2 separate regions of the Homo sapiens genome follow, and region 2 is linked to region 1. A link is an interaction called in ENCODE POLR2A ChIA-PET data of the cell type or tissue named here. Cell type or tissue: OCI-LY7. All regions are shown on one strand. Each heading gives the region's core, and the rest is flanking DNA. Links, peaks and the distances in the headings are about the cores only. Region 1 holds the start of MEF2C-AS2 (MEF2C antisense RNA 2). Region 2 overlaps TMEM161B (transmembrane protein 161B).

Region 1 (2,918 bases), core at 166-2,665:
AAAGCCATCGTGCTGCATAGCTATATTGCCAAGAAAGAGAATCCGATCCTATAAACAAGATTACCATTGCTTGAAATCTAACTCAAGGCCTGTATATTTTAAGCCACATCAACTGGTTTAATATAGCCAATTGTTTTATTTGTGTATTTGCTTTCATTTCAAAGTCAGGAATCAAGGATGCTTTTCAGTCAAGATAATGTGCCTTGTTTCCAGCCATATTAAGATAAAAATGAAACTCAGTAAATTTTGAATGCAGCCAATAAGGTACAACATACAACATGGTTGAAAATGTCTTCCTTGCAGAAGGCTGTCCATTGCTGTGTCTACCCATTTTAAAATATATATATTTTTTTCAATAAGAAATGCTAGAAAGCAATAGGGCGGGGAATGCCGCACCTCTCAGGCAATCAGCACAAAAATTATTTAGAAATCTTTGGAATCACTTCACTTATACATACATTATCTCGAAAGCACTGGCCCCGAACTGTGTTTCTGCTAATATGAAGTTAATTAGACAATCAAACTTTGAGCCTTGAGCGATGGGCACTACAGCCCATCAAGGTATGTCAAGAAAGAAAAAAAAATGTGTATTTTCCTTTATGACCAAACCAGGAGGTTATACAGCTGGCATTGCATACATGACAGATGTGCATATTTGTAACCTTAAATAAACAGAAGCAGGGAGGTAACTGTGTATATTATCTAGCAAGAGACAGCAGCAGACACTCGCCAAAAAAGACAGAAAGGGACAAGAGAGACACATAGACATAATAAAATAACAACAATAAAAATCCTCCAAAAAAAAAAAGAGGGAAAGGGAACCAATAAAATGACAAAATCTGAAATTCTCGCAAATTAAAAAATGCAAATATACCTTTACATATGCATCAGTATTAAAAATAATACACGCTGGAACCAACAGGAGCGAGAGCAAGAAGAGGAGGAGGAGGTGGAGGAGAAGGAGGAGGAGGAGGAGAGGTGGAAGAGGAGGAGGAGGAGGAGGAGGAGGAGGAGGAGGAGGAGGAGGAGGAGGAGGAGGAGGAGGAGGAGGAAAGAATGGAGGCGCCGCGGAGCCCTGATTATGCATGGGCTGGAGCTGCCTCCTCTAACCTGTTCTTCTCCGAGCCGGGCAGCCGGCGGTCCTCAGCCGCCCACAGAACAGGAGCCGAAACAACCGTTCTCGAAGGCTACAGCGTTTATTTTTCTCTTTTGGGGGGTTTTGGCGGTTGTTTCAGGGGCTCGCCAACTGGCCCCTTTAATTAAAAGCTTCAATAAAAGGCGATCGCGCCAGGAATGCACCCGCTCCTCTTCGCGCAGGATTTGCATATTTTTTTAATGCCCTAATTTCCTTGATGTATGTAAATGTAGCCGGACGTAGAGGGAGACAGGGAGCTGACGTCAATGGACGTGACCTCGCAGCTAAACCTTGAACGTGAAGCCGGGATGGGGGAAAACACGGAGCGGCAGCCGGCGGAGCCCGAGAGCGCGGGCGGCGGCGGCAGTAGCCGAGCCCAGGCCGGGGTGCCAAGGGACCAGTGCCGGCCCCGGGGGAGGACAAGCCGCCGCCTTCTTTCTGCACCGCGCGGCTCTCAGACTCGCCAGCCTTCCGGCCGCACACGCAGACTCTTGCCCTGAGCTTCCAGCCCCACCACACACACGTTCTTTTGCTTCCCTCAGAAAAGCAACACTCCCCAAAACAACAAACCAAAATCAACAGATAAAACAGATGTTTTAGACCAATGCTCGGGTAGCTTATCAGAAAGAAGACTCTGACCACGGAACATATATATTTTTTGGCTTCTCTCCACAAGAAGAGGAGCGAGAGACCACAGACAACAGCAAATCACTCCTAAAACACGATAACTACAAGTGCTCCCTGTAGGGAGAGGTAAATCGCCCAGCCGACTGGTGAAGTCTTCTGGTTTCGGTACCTATTTACCTGTGCACTCATTATGCGCCTCGGCTTCATTAACGGCAGGATCATGAGCGCGCGTTTTAATGTGATGGGAGTGCTGTGTTGTGTGTGTGTGTGTATGTATGTATGTGTGTTGGGAGGTGCTTGCGCTAGTGAGCACCGAGGCAGGCGCTCTGAGCAGAGAGAGATCAGTCTTTCCATGGCCACGTCTGGGACTCATCTGCGGAGCCATCTAGGCCAGGGCTCCTAGATTGGGGTTCGACTTCACCCCATGTAAAAAGAGAGGCCAGCAAAGGCTTCCCCTGAACAGCCAGGTCCTTCCCATCGGATTGTTTGAGGAAGGAGGCTTGAAGTGTGAGCCATTCTGTAGCCGCCGCCTTGCCGGATTTGGCCTGGTGTTTTGCACTTGAAACTCAGCGGCCTCAGCGCGGAGGTAGTGCCTCTCCGAGACGCGGCCGAGGCCTTGTCATTCCCCTCCTTCCGCCCGCGGCAGCCCTGCGCGCCGGCGTGTGCGTGCCCGCGCACCGGACCGCTGGCACCTCCCTGTGCACATCCGCCCCCTCCTCTGCTCGCCCCCTCCTCTGGGGCAGCTAAGAAATGGTCCTCGGCCTCTTCTGGGCCGGAGGGCAGATCTACGAGCAGGCAAGAAAGGGGCGCCGGTGGCTGTGGTGGCGACTTCTCCGCTCTGCCCTCGGCCGCCAAGTGTGCCGTTTCATCGTTCCACCTCGCAGCCCCAGCTTTGTTTTCCTGACATGTTCGTGGCCATTGGGCCCCACGCCTGCGAGGGGAGTGTGTGCGTGTGCGCGGGGGTCGGGCGCGCGCGGCGGGTGGGGGCTCTCCCGCCAAGGACACGCATGGCTGTCTGTCCTCCGGCTGCACTTGGCGGGAAAGCTAGGGGCCGCCGGCGGGGCTGAGCGCCAGCGGCTGTCATTACCGCCTCCCTGCTCCCCGCGGGCTGCATTTACATACGGGCCACTCGTCTGAATTTTTACGGCACTCTTCC
Region 2 (2,918 bases), core at 124-2,623, 450 kb after region 1:
AAATATTTATAGGATGAAGAATAATTCTGGTGATTTTAAGCGCTTTATTTAAAAGAATTCTTTTTTTGCTTAGTTTGAGGTGGTATCAACATCCTACAGAAGAAGAATTAAGAATTCTTGCAGGGAAACAACAAAAAGGGAAAACCAAAAAAGATAGGTAAGTTTTATTGAGCTTGTAAAGTAATAAATATTTAACACAATTTATATAAATACATTTTTATGCTTTGATTAAAGAAACATGTACCAATTATGTTGTAAGTAGTTGATAAATTTGAGATCAAAACCCATGAAAATCTAATCTGTAGTAATATATACACACAAAATAGTGATTATTTTACTCAAGAACTTTATTCTTTGTTTAAATCATGAAAACAATATAGCCATCATACTAAAGAAAATGTAATTGGGGGTTGACTGGGGAGAGACTTATAACCCATATCTTTATCCTACAACTAATTAAAGACGTCAGTTGGTTTGGGTTATTTTCCAGTTTTTGCTGCTACTGTGTATTGTGGCATTGGGGAAATTAACCTGCTCTTGGCCTCAGTTTCCTCATTTTATAATTAAAAGGGAGGGACAATATAACTGTGTAGGTCCCATCAGCTCCTGAATGTTCTTTTCATGTTTAAAGTTTATGAAGAGAACTACCTACTAATTGACCTCACAGAACAGACCATAGAAGCCTCATCTGTGACTTGGACAGAGTAAACAAAACAATGTTTTGAATAATCCTTCCAGCTTTAAGATTTTATATCTCTATTTAAATAGAATTCTTAGGGAAAGTGTATGTTAATTACCTCTCTGAATGGACCGTAGTTTTCTCAACTGGGGATCTAGGAGGACTTCTTAGGTCCCCTGTGACTCTGAAATGATTGATTGACAACAAATTATAACCATATTTCTCATGTATATCATAAAAATGCTAACCTAGCCTAATACATTTATAGAAGCTAAAAAATGATTAAACATTAATGATTATTTGGCATCAAATTGGAAATTTGAAAAGACTGTCTTTTTTGATCTTACTACCATCCTTTTTCACTTATCATTACAAATATACCTGGAAGCTCATTGGACTATTAATAGTAAACCTTCCTTCTTTTTATTCCAGTAGTTAAGTTCTTTAATAAAATAGTCCTGCCTAACATTATAGTTTCCAGAGCACTTTTATACACAGTTCTACTTAATCCACAAAACAACCGTGTTAGCTAATAATTTAATTTACACTTTACTAATGAGAAGCTAGGATCAGAGATGTTAAATGAGTTGCCCAAATTTACATAACTAGTAAGGTTACGTACTGGTAACCAGGATTTGAATCTAGGTTAGTTTTTAGTTTCTGTTTCTTTTTAACTATTCCCCTTCCACCCATTTATAGCTACTATGTTCAACATTTGTAAAATTTAGTTATGTAGAAAGAGTCTCACTCTGTCACTCAGGCCGAAGTGCAGTGGCACAATTCTGGCTCACTGTGGCTTCAACCTCCTTAGGCTCAAATGATCTTCCCACCTCAGCCTCACGAGTAGCTGAGACCAGATGCATGCAACACCATGCCCAGATGATCTTCCCACCTCAGCCTCCTGAGTAGCTGGGACCAGATGCATGCAACACCATACCCAGCTAGTTTTTAAAAAAAAAAATTTGTAGAGACAGGGTCTCCCGGTGTTACCCAGGCTGGTCTCTCCTGAGATTAAGCAATCCTCCTGCCTCGATCTTCCTGGCCTCTCAAAGTGTTGGAATTACAGGTGCGAGCCATTGCACCTGGCCTGAATCCTTATTATAATGCCTTGTAATGAATAATTCTGTTCTGCAGTAATTTTTAATAGGTTGAACATGCCTTATAGTTACAAAAAGATACATTAACATTGCTGCCTTGTTCCTAGTAACAAGAATTATTGTTTGGTTTATTAACATGAAATTATTTTTTACTGAGGCTTTCCAGTTTTTTATTCAAGGATAAATGCAAAGTTGTTTTTCAGTATTGAAATTAATATTATTAAAACTTAGTTGAAGCTGGCCATGGGGGTGTGTACCTGTAGTCCCAGCTACTCAGAGGCTGAAGCAGGAAAATTGTTTGAGCCCAGGAATTTGAGTCCAGCCTGGGCAACTGTGTGTCTAAAGAAATACATAAAGTAATAAATTGAAACCTTAGTTTATTGCTTTCTATATGTTTGTCTTTAAAAATTAAATTTGGGAATCATACAGATACACCGGAAGAATTTGTTTTCCTTCATCTGTGATTTTTAGTAAAAACTATTCCAAGTTAGTCTTTCATGTTTCTGAATTTCTCATACACGTAAATCTTTCTTCAACTCTGACTTGCATATGGTTCCGGGTCTGTTTATATGTATGTGTGTGTGTGTGTTTATACACGTCACTTCAAGGAGAAGTGCACTTTGTCTTCATTTGCATTTACTCTTGTGCCTAAAGAGAAAAGAGAGTAGGAGAAATGGGTGTGAAATGCTAAGCTAGAAAAAAAAAGATTTTGTTGCAGTAACTAATTTAGGTAATTATTTCCCTGGTAATCTGTATATTCACATGATAATTTACATTCAGATTTTATAGTACCCCTTTAAAAACTACCTTTGAGTACTTTACCTCCTTATTGATGAAATATTAGAAATTCTGCCTTTTCACTGTGAAATTTAAAACTTCATCTGTAATTAGTTTGAAACAAGCACTTGGATAACAGTGTAGGTAACTTGTTTTTTGTGTCACTTGTCTGATTTTTATAGGAAATATAATGGTCACATTGAAAGTAAGCCATTAACCATTCCAAAGGATATTGACCTTCATCTAGAAACAAAGTCAGTTACAGAAGTGGATACTTTAGGTAAGGGAAATCTTGATAAAATGTTCTATAAATCTCAGTTTTATATTATAGTAGTGAAAGTACTTTCATTTTAATCATTAAGTCC

What was found. Peaks named below come from ENCODE experiments on the same cell type or tissue, not always from the same donor. Only the 100,000 strongest peaks of a DNase experiment are listed, where the experiment ranks them.
Region 2: POLR2A ChIA-PET joins it to region 1 with 12 read pairs; 5 of 35 experiments call an interaction of 5 or more read pairs at or near these places.

The regions. Positions count from the first base shown.
Region 1 is chr5:88,674,456-88,677,373 of GRCh38, reverse strand. All of the region lies in intron 1 of MIR9-2HG (MIR9-2 host gene), which reads left to right. It overlaps MEF2C-AS2 (MEF2C antisense RNA 2), which reads right to left and starts at 1,156. Exons shown (of 4, transcript NR_146284.1): 1 at 1,111-1,156. RefSeq lists enhancers at 1,082-1,647, 2,085-2,184. In OCI-LY7, for the core only: no CTCF peak of the experiment used is centred there; DNase peaks (open chromatin) are centred at 1,413, 2,013 and 2,393; H3K4me3 peaks cover 2,500 bases; H3K27ac peaks cover 2,158 bases.
Region 2 is chr5:88,225,684-88,228,601 of GRCh38, reverse strand. TMEM161B (transmembrane protein 161B) reads left to right here. Exons shown (of 12, transcript NM_153354.5): 3 at 74-157; 4 at 2,736-2,833. Among named protein-coding and RNA genes, the nearest start is that of TMEM161B, 42 kb to the left of the region's middle. In OCI-LY7, for the core only: no CTCF peak of the experiment used is centred there; no DNase peak of the experiment used is centred there.